Regions from separate parts of the Homo sapiens genome. Here region 2 is linked to region 1. Evidence: chromatin contacts called from ENCODE Hi-C or POLR2A ChIA-PET data. All regions are on one chromosome and are shown on one strand. Each heading gives the region's core, a stretch centred on a gene start or an enhancer-like site at or near the end of the contact. The rest is flanking DNA. Distances are from core to core; before and after follow the strand shown.

Region 1 (2,827 bases), core at 1-2,500:
TGATGCCAGAGCCTGGGGCAGCTCCAGCCCTGCCACAGCTTCACTGCCTGTTCGTAATGGGTCACGTCCGTGCCCTGGGACTTGTCTGTGAAACACAGGGAATGATTAACTGGTTTCCGAGGGTTTGTCCAGTTCTAACATTCTGTCCTCTGCACTTTATACAGGATTTTAATTTCGATTTTAATTCCCCAAACAGGTGAATGGGGGAGGGAAGGGGGAGATCGTCACAGAGCCACAGCACCTCTAAGGAGGGGTGAAACCGTGATGGGATGTCAGGAACACAGAAGCACCCCAACCACTCTCCATAGGAGGCAGACCCCCGCCCCGTCCCACCAAGGGGAGGTGACCACCCGTGGATTTCCAGACTGAATCCCATCCTGCCATCTGCCCCCAGATACAGAAATGGAGGCCCAGAGAGTGGGTGTCATGTTCAGGATCATGCCACACACCAGGGCAGAGCTGAGCTAGGACCCAGCCTCCTGTCTGCCACTGGGGGCTTTGTACCCTCTCTAGCACATACCTGGAAGTCTGAAGCTTGGAGATGTGGTCCCTCAGGAGGGAAAGCCCCTTCTGAATATCCTGTTTCTGTTGGGCCCCAATCACAGCCCTTGCTCTCCCCGCCAGGGGCTGCGGGCCACTCTGTGGGGCAAGGGTAGGGTCCGGGTGCCCACACAGGAATGGGCCCGGGGTAGGTTGGGGGCTGGATCTGGGTTGCCCTGGGGAGGTGGGAGACACAGCCCACCATGACTGGTGGAGGTCTAGGTTCTGGGCCCTCCCTGAACTGGTTAAATCCGGGCGTGTGAGTATCGGAGGAGCCACCGGCTCTCCAACTGGCGCCCCTGACTTTAGCCATCTGAGACTCCTCTCTCCAGTTCTCCCAGATACGCTAGGCTCAAGCCCTCAGCCCGGCTCCCAGAGCCTCCGCCGGGAGTCCACGCCCGAGGCAGGGGTTGGGTGAAGGGTACTGAGTAGGTGCTGGGAGCCCCGTCACCAGCACCCTGCTCCCAGCTCCGTAGCCAGAGCAAACCCTCTCCCGCTCCCCGCGGGCGTTCGCGGCCGGTCGGCCCCGGCGTGACTGCGCCCCCATTGGCAGGAGGGGCTCTGCCGCCCGGGCCCCCAGTCCCCGGGCCCCCCACCCCCAGGGCAGCACGTGCGGGGCGGGGCTGTGGCCCGAGCCCGGAGCTGATTGGGCGCGGGCCTGGTGGGCGGGGCCGGGCCGCAGCTGTCAGAGCCGCGGCGGCGAACGAGGCGCAGCGAGCTGAGCGGTGGCAGCGCCGCAGCCGGGGCCGGAGCGCAGGAGCCGACGGGGCCCGACCAGGATGGTGCAGTGGCGGCTCCGCGGCGCACGCACGCGCTGAGCGGGCCCAGCCTGGGCCCCGCGCCCCCCGCGCCCCCCGCCGCCCCGATCCGGGCCGGCATGATGTGCCTGGAATGCGCCTCGGCGGCGGCGGGCGGCGCGGAGGAGGAGGAGGCGGACGCGGAGCGGCGGCGCCGGCGCCGGGGGGCGCAGCGAGGGGCTGGCGGTAGCGGTTGCTGCGGGGCGCGGGGCGCGGGCGGCGCTGGAGTCTCGGCCGCGGGCGATGAGGTGCAGACGCTGTCGGGCAGCGTAAGGCGGGCCCCGACCGGACCCCCCGGCACCCCCGGCACCCCCGGCTGCGCAGCTACTGCAAAGGGCCCCGGCGCTCAGCAGCCCAAACCGGCCAGCTTGGGCCGCGGGCGGGGGGCAGCCGCCGCCATCCTCAGCTTGGGCAACGTGCTCAACTACCTGGACAGGTACACCGTGGCAGGTGAGCGAGTGCCCCACCCAGCCCGAGGACCAAGACCCCACCCCATCCCACCACCCGCCTCGAGGGAGGTACCCCAGAGAGCTTTTGGTCTCAGGCCTGCTATCTCCAGGCCCTACGTGAGGTCCCTACGGACCCTCTGCTCAGGCACAACTGGGCAAGGGATGCCTCCGTGCACCACGGGTACAATCCAGCTCCCCGCTCATACACACCCGGGGCCAAGGGATAGAGGAGTCCCCACCCCTGGAGCAGCCCGCGCGTCCTCTCCAGCCCTTGACGGCCCATCCGTTGTCCTCCTCTCCAAGAGTCTCCTCTGCGTCTCTCTGTCTCCTTGTCTCTGCGCCCCCTCCGACCCCAGCTGCCGGTTCCCGGGCCTCCTTCCCTTCCCTTCCCCCAGCCCAGGTCGTCTGTCCGTCCATGGCCCGTCAGTTCCTTCCTTTCTCCGCCGCCTCCACCCCCCTGCGTGCGTGCGGCGAGTGCGCGCGCCCCTTGCGGGTGTGCGCTAGGGAGACCGGGTGTGTGTGCGCGTGGCGGCGCGGTTGTGTGTGAGCGCGTGGCTGACAAAGGCTCCGGGCTGCGGGGAGCGGAGGGAGGGGCGGGGCGGGTCCGCGGCGCCTGGGGACCCAGGCTGCGGTTTGCAGCTGGCCCTGTACAGAGGCCTGGAGACGCCTCCCCCTGCTCTATGGTGCTTGGGGTGTAGGGTAGGGCGCAGGCCTCTGGAGCTAGAGACGTGGAGCCTCATCCTCAGGGAGCATCTCTGGGAATCAGCCTTGGGGACGGGATTGGGATCGATAGAACAACTGGGTTCTAGCCCCAGCTTTGCTCCTAATGTGCTTGGTGTGTGACCTTGGGCCAGTCTCAGCGTGTGTTTAGGTCTGTTTGCCCGTTTGTGAGTTGATTGATCATTGGGCCTTTGGGGGACGCACGTGGTTCTGGAATTGCCTTCTGCTGGCTCCCTTCCCCAGCAATTAGGGGTGGGTCTAGGGGTAAGAATTTGCCCTAGACTGAGCTGCTACTGGTTGGGAATGGTGGAGCTTTGAGAG
Region 2 (2,700 bases), core at 29-2,528, 440 kb after region 1:
GGTCAGCATATCAGGCCAAGGTCTAGAGCTGCCAACCCACAGTCTACCCTCCATCCTGAGGCCCCAATACCCAGTGTAAATGCCCCTCAGGCCTTCTGCCTTCAGGATACTGGTGAGGGCATGGAAGCTGGTTTTGTACTCTCGAGTCTTGGCCCCTTCCCCGCTCAACTGCATCCGGTTCTTCACCAGGTCCAGGGGCTGGACAAAAACTGTAGCTCCCATCCTGGGGGAAGACAGAGGTGGAGTGAAGGGCCAGGCATTCCAGATCTACCAGTGCCCACTGGAGCCTGGCAGCAAGAGGTTACAAAGGTCAGGGCCTGCCATGCGATTCAAGAATCAGGATGCTGGTGAGCATGTGTATAAGAGTCTATATGTACACCAAGTGCAACGGGTCTGAAAAGTCTAGTTGTCCAGTAGGGGCCATGCAATGAAAGTGCTCCAAGCAGCTTCATGACAGTCAAGCAGTGACCTGGGGCTGCACGCAGTCCGACACAGGGAGGGGAGGAAGGGGCATCCAAGATTTAGGACTCCAGGTAGTCCTGCAGGAGCCATTTAATGGCCTGGAACCCCCTGCCGCCCGGCCGAGCTTAGCAATGCGCTGGGAAACTCAGCTGGCCCGGCGGGGGTTGTGCAACGACCCTGCATGCAGTCCATAAGGGTCCTGCAATGGGGCCCTAGCAGCCCATCGGGGAACTCGCAATACGCTGGAGATCGCGCTGACCCCGTGCCGGCACAGTTCACTGCAACAGACCCAGAGATGAACCGGGCCCGGTTCCTTTTGCCCTTCCCTTCCTCCTCTTTTCCCATCCCTGGGGCCTGAGCTTACCCGGCCAGGCCCCCAAACAGGAACTTGACGGACTTAGGGGAGGTACGGGGCTTCCCGTCTATCCCGCCGGCCCCGGCACTCGCCGTCGCCGCCATCGCCACTCAATGGCCCTCGGCTCCGGGTCCCGTGCGCGCGCGGCCCCGCTCGCGCCCAAGGTGACACCGCGCGCGCAACAGAGCGAGGGCGCGCGCACGCCCCTCCAGCTCTCAGGTCCGACACCCGCTGGAAGCCGGCGCGGGCGCAGGCGCGCAGCGCAAAGGCGGCCGGGAGTAAGGCGGAGCTGAAGGAGGAGCTTGATGGAAGCGTGCGAGAAGGGGCGTAACTGATTTGGAAACCAGAGGAAAGGCGCTGTTTTCACCGAATTAGAATCGCGGGAAAATAGAGAAGAGTTTGTTTGAAGGTCTCGCGAGATCGAGTGAGTACGGCTCGCCAAGTTGGAGCGCTCTCGCGATAGACACAGCAACTATTCAGCTGCGAGGGGACGGGAGAGGTGGTGAGCACTCTCGCGAGATTTGAAGGAGCGGCGGAGGCCAGAGGGAGGAGAGGTTTGTAAACTAGGAGGCTCCGGGTTTCCGGGCACTTTTATTAGGTCGTCTTCTGGGCCACCAGTGCCCCTTCCATCTCCACAGGCAGTCCCTCCATCGCTAACCTTTTTTTAACCGGCCTTTTAGGACCGGAAGTCCTTCATCTCAAGCATCCAATGCTGAAAGCGGCCTGATTTTCTCTACCGGAAGCCCTTTTCCAGAGGCTGGGAACACGGCCCACCTAGCAGGAAGTCCCACCTCCTTGAGCTCCGCCACCCTTCCCGAAGTTTTTCTGTCACCTGTGTTAGGCTCCGTCCCCTTTCCGCGTTTTATCCCCGTACCAGAAAAGGATACATTTAGTGCCTCCCACCCAGCTCCACTAAACGGGTTGGATATCTCATTCTTTGAGTTGGTGTTCCTTCCCCGGCGCCCCCATGTAGCTGGGAAGTGGGACCTGGGGGTGGTTGGACCCCTGGGATCCTAAAGGAGGGGCAGGGAGGGCGCAGAACTCCGCTTCTGCTCCTTGCTACCAGGACGCGCGGCCTCCTCAGCCTCTTTCCTCCCGCTGCCATGCACCCTGCAGCCTTCCCGCTTCCTGTGGTTGTGGCCGCTGTGCTGTGGGGAGCGGCCCCGACCCGGGGGCTCATTCGAGCGGTGAGTCTGAGGGACGGATGGGGAAAGGGCGCTGAAAGGAAGGGTTGCAGGCTGAAGGGGAACATCGCCTTTTTTGTCCGCAGACCTCGGACCACAATGCCAGCATGGACTTTGCAGACCTTCCAGCTCTGTTTGGGGCTACCTTGAGCCAGGAGGGCCTCCAGGTGATTTTCTTTCTTTTCTTTTCCTCCTTCCCTCCCTTCCTTCCTTTTCTGTCTTTTTTCTTTTTTTAGTATTTCGCAAGATCCTCCATCCTAGGCTGGGGTTGGGGAGGTTTGTCCTGGGTGAAACTGGAGGTAGGAAAATGAAGTTAGGAACTGAGCACGTCTAGTGTAGAACCCAGAATCTAGAGGGAGAAGACAGAGTGTCCACCCCTGGAACTCCGAGGTTATCAGGGAGACTGAAAGTGGACGAAGACAGAAGGCAGGATCAACGGTCCTTATCAGGAAGGTCTCAGGTGCTAGTTATTGCTTATATGACTTTGGGCAAGTTAATCTCTCTGAGCCTTAGTTTGTTTTACTGTAAAATGGGATATTAGAAGTTTTCCTAGGGTTATTGTGAAGATCAAAGTAGATACGCAATTTTGGTAGTATTTCATCCCAAAGACTGCCACATAGCAAGAACTCAGTTGGGCCTTAGTAGCAGTCGAGTTGTTTGTGAGATGGGTAATTAGAAAATTGAAGAGGCCGGGCGCGG

The links. Hi-C counts contacts between places; a loop is a spot of excess contacts on that map. ChIA-PET counts read pairs that join two places held with the same protein, here RNA polymerase II (POLR2A). Pooled maps may share reads with other maps.
Region 2: a loop to region 1 is called in a pooled map, with 2.1 times the contacts of the local background. The contact joins the promoter of RNF167 here to the promoter of SPNS2 in region 1. A Hi-C loop is called at or near these places in 1 of 50 pooled maps. POLR2A ChIA-PET finds 5 or more read pairs at or near these places in 2 of 52 experiments (PC-9 and WTC11).

The regions. Positions count from the first base shown.
Region 1 is chr17:4,497,631-4,500,457 of GRCh38, forward strand. It overlaps SPNS2 (SPNS lysolipid transporter 2, sphingosine-1-phosphate), which reads left to right and starts at 1,251. Exons shown (of 13, transcript NM_001124758.3): 1 at 1,251-1,787. The coding sequence starts at 1,418. SPNS2-AS1 (SPNS2 antisense RNA 1) reads right to left here and starts at 1,105. Exons shown (of 3, transcript XR_001752763.2): 1 at 521-1,105; 2 at 1-85. RefSeq lists silencers at 1,044-1,103, 1,114-1,263, 1,324-1,373 and enhancers at 1,415-2,050, 2,051-2,685.
Region 2 is chr17:4,938,990-4,941,689 of GRCh38, forward strand. It overlaps RNF167 (ring finger protein 167), which reads left to right and starts at 1,279. Exons shown (of 10, transcript NM_015528.3): 1 at 1,279-1,371; 2 at 1,498-2,004; 3 at 2,088-2,168. The coding sequence starts at 1,921. SLC25A11 (solute carrier family 25 member 11) reads right to left here and starts at 1,057. Exons shown (of 8, transcript NM_003562.5): 1 at 827-1,057; 2 at 71-223. The coding sequence starts at 921. RefSeq lists enhancers at 1-390, 1,107-1,176, 2,057-2,186 and silencers at 897-966, 1,529-1,723.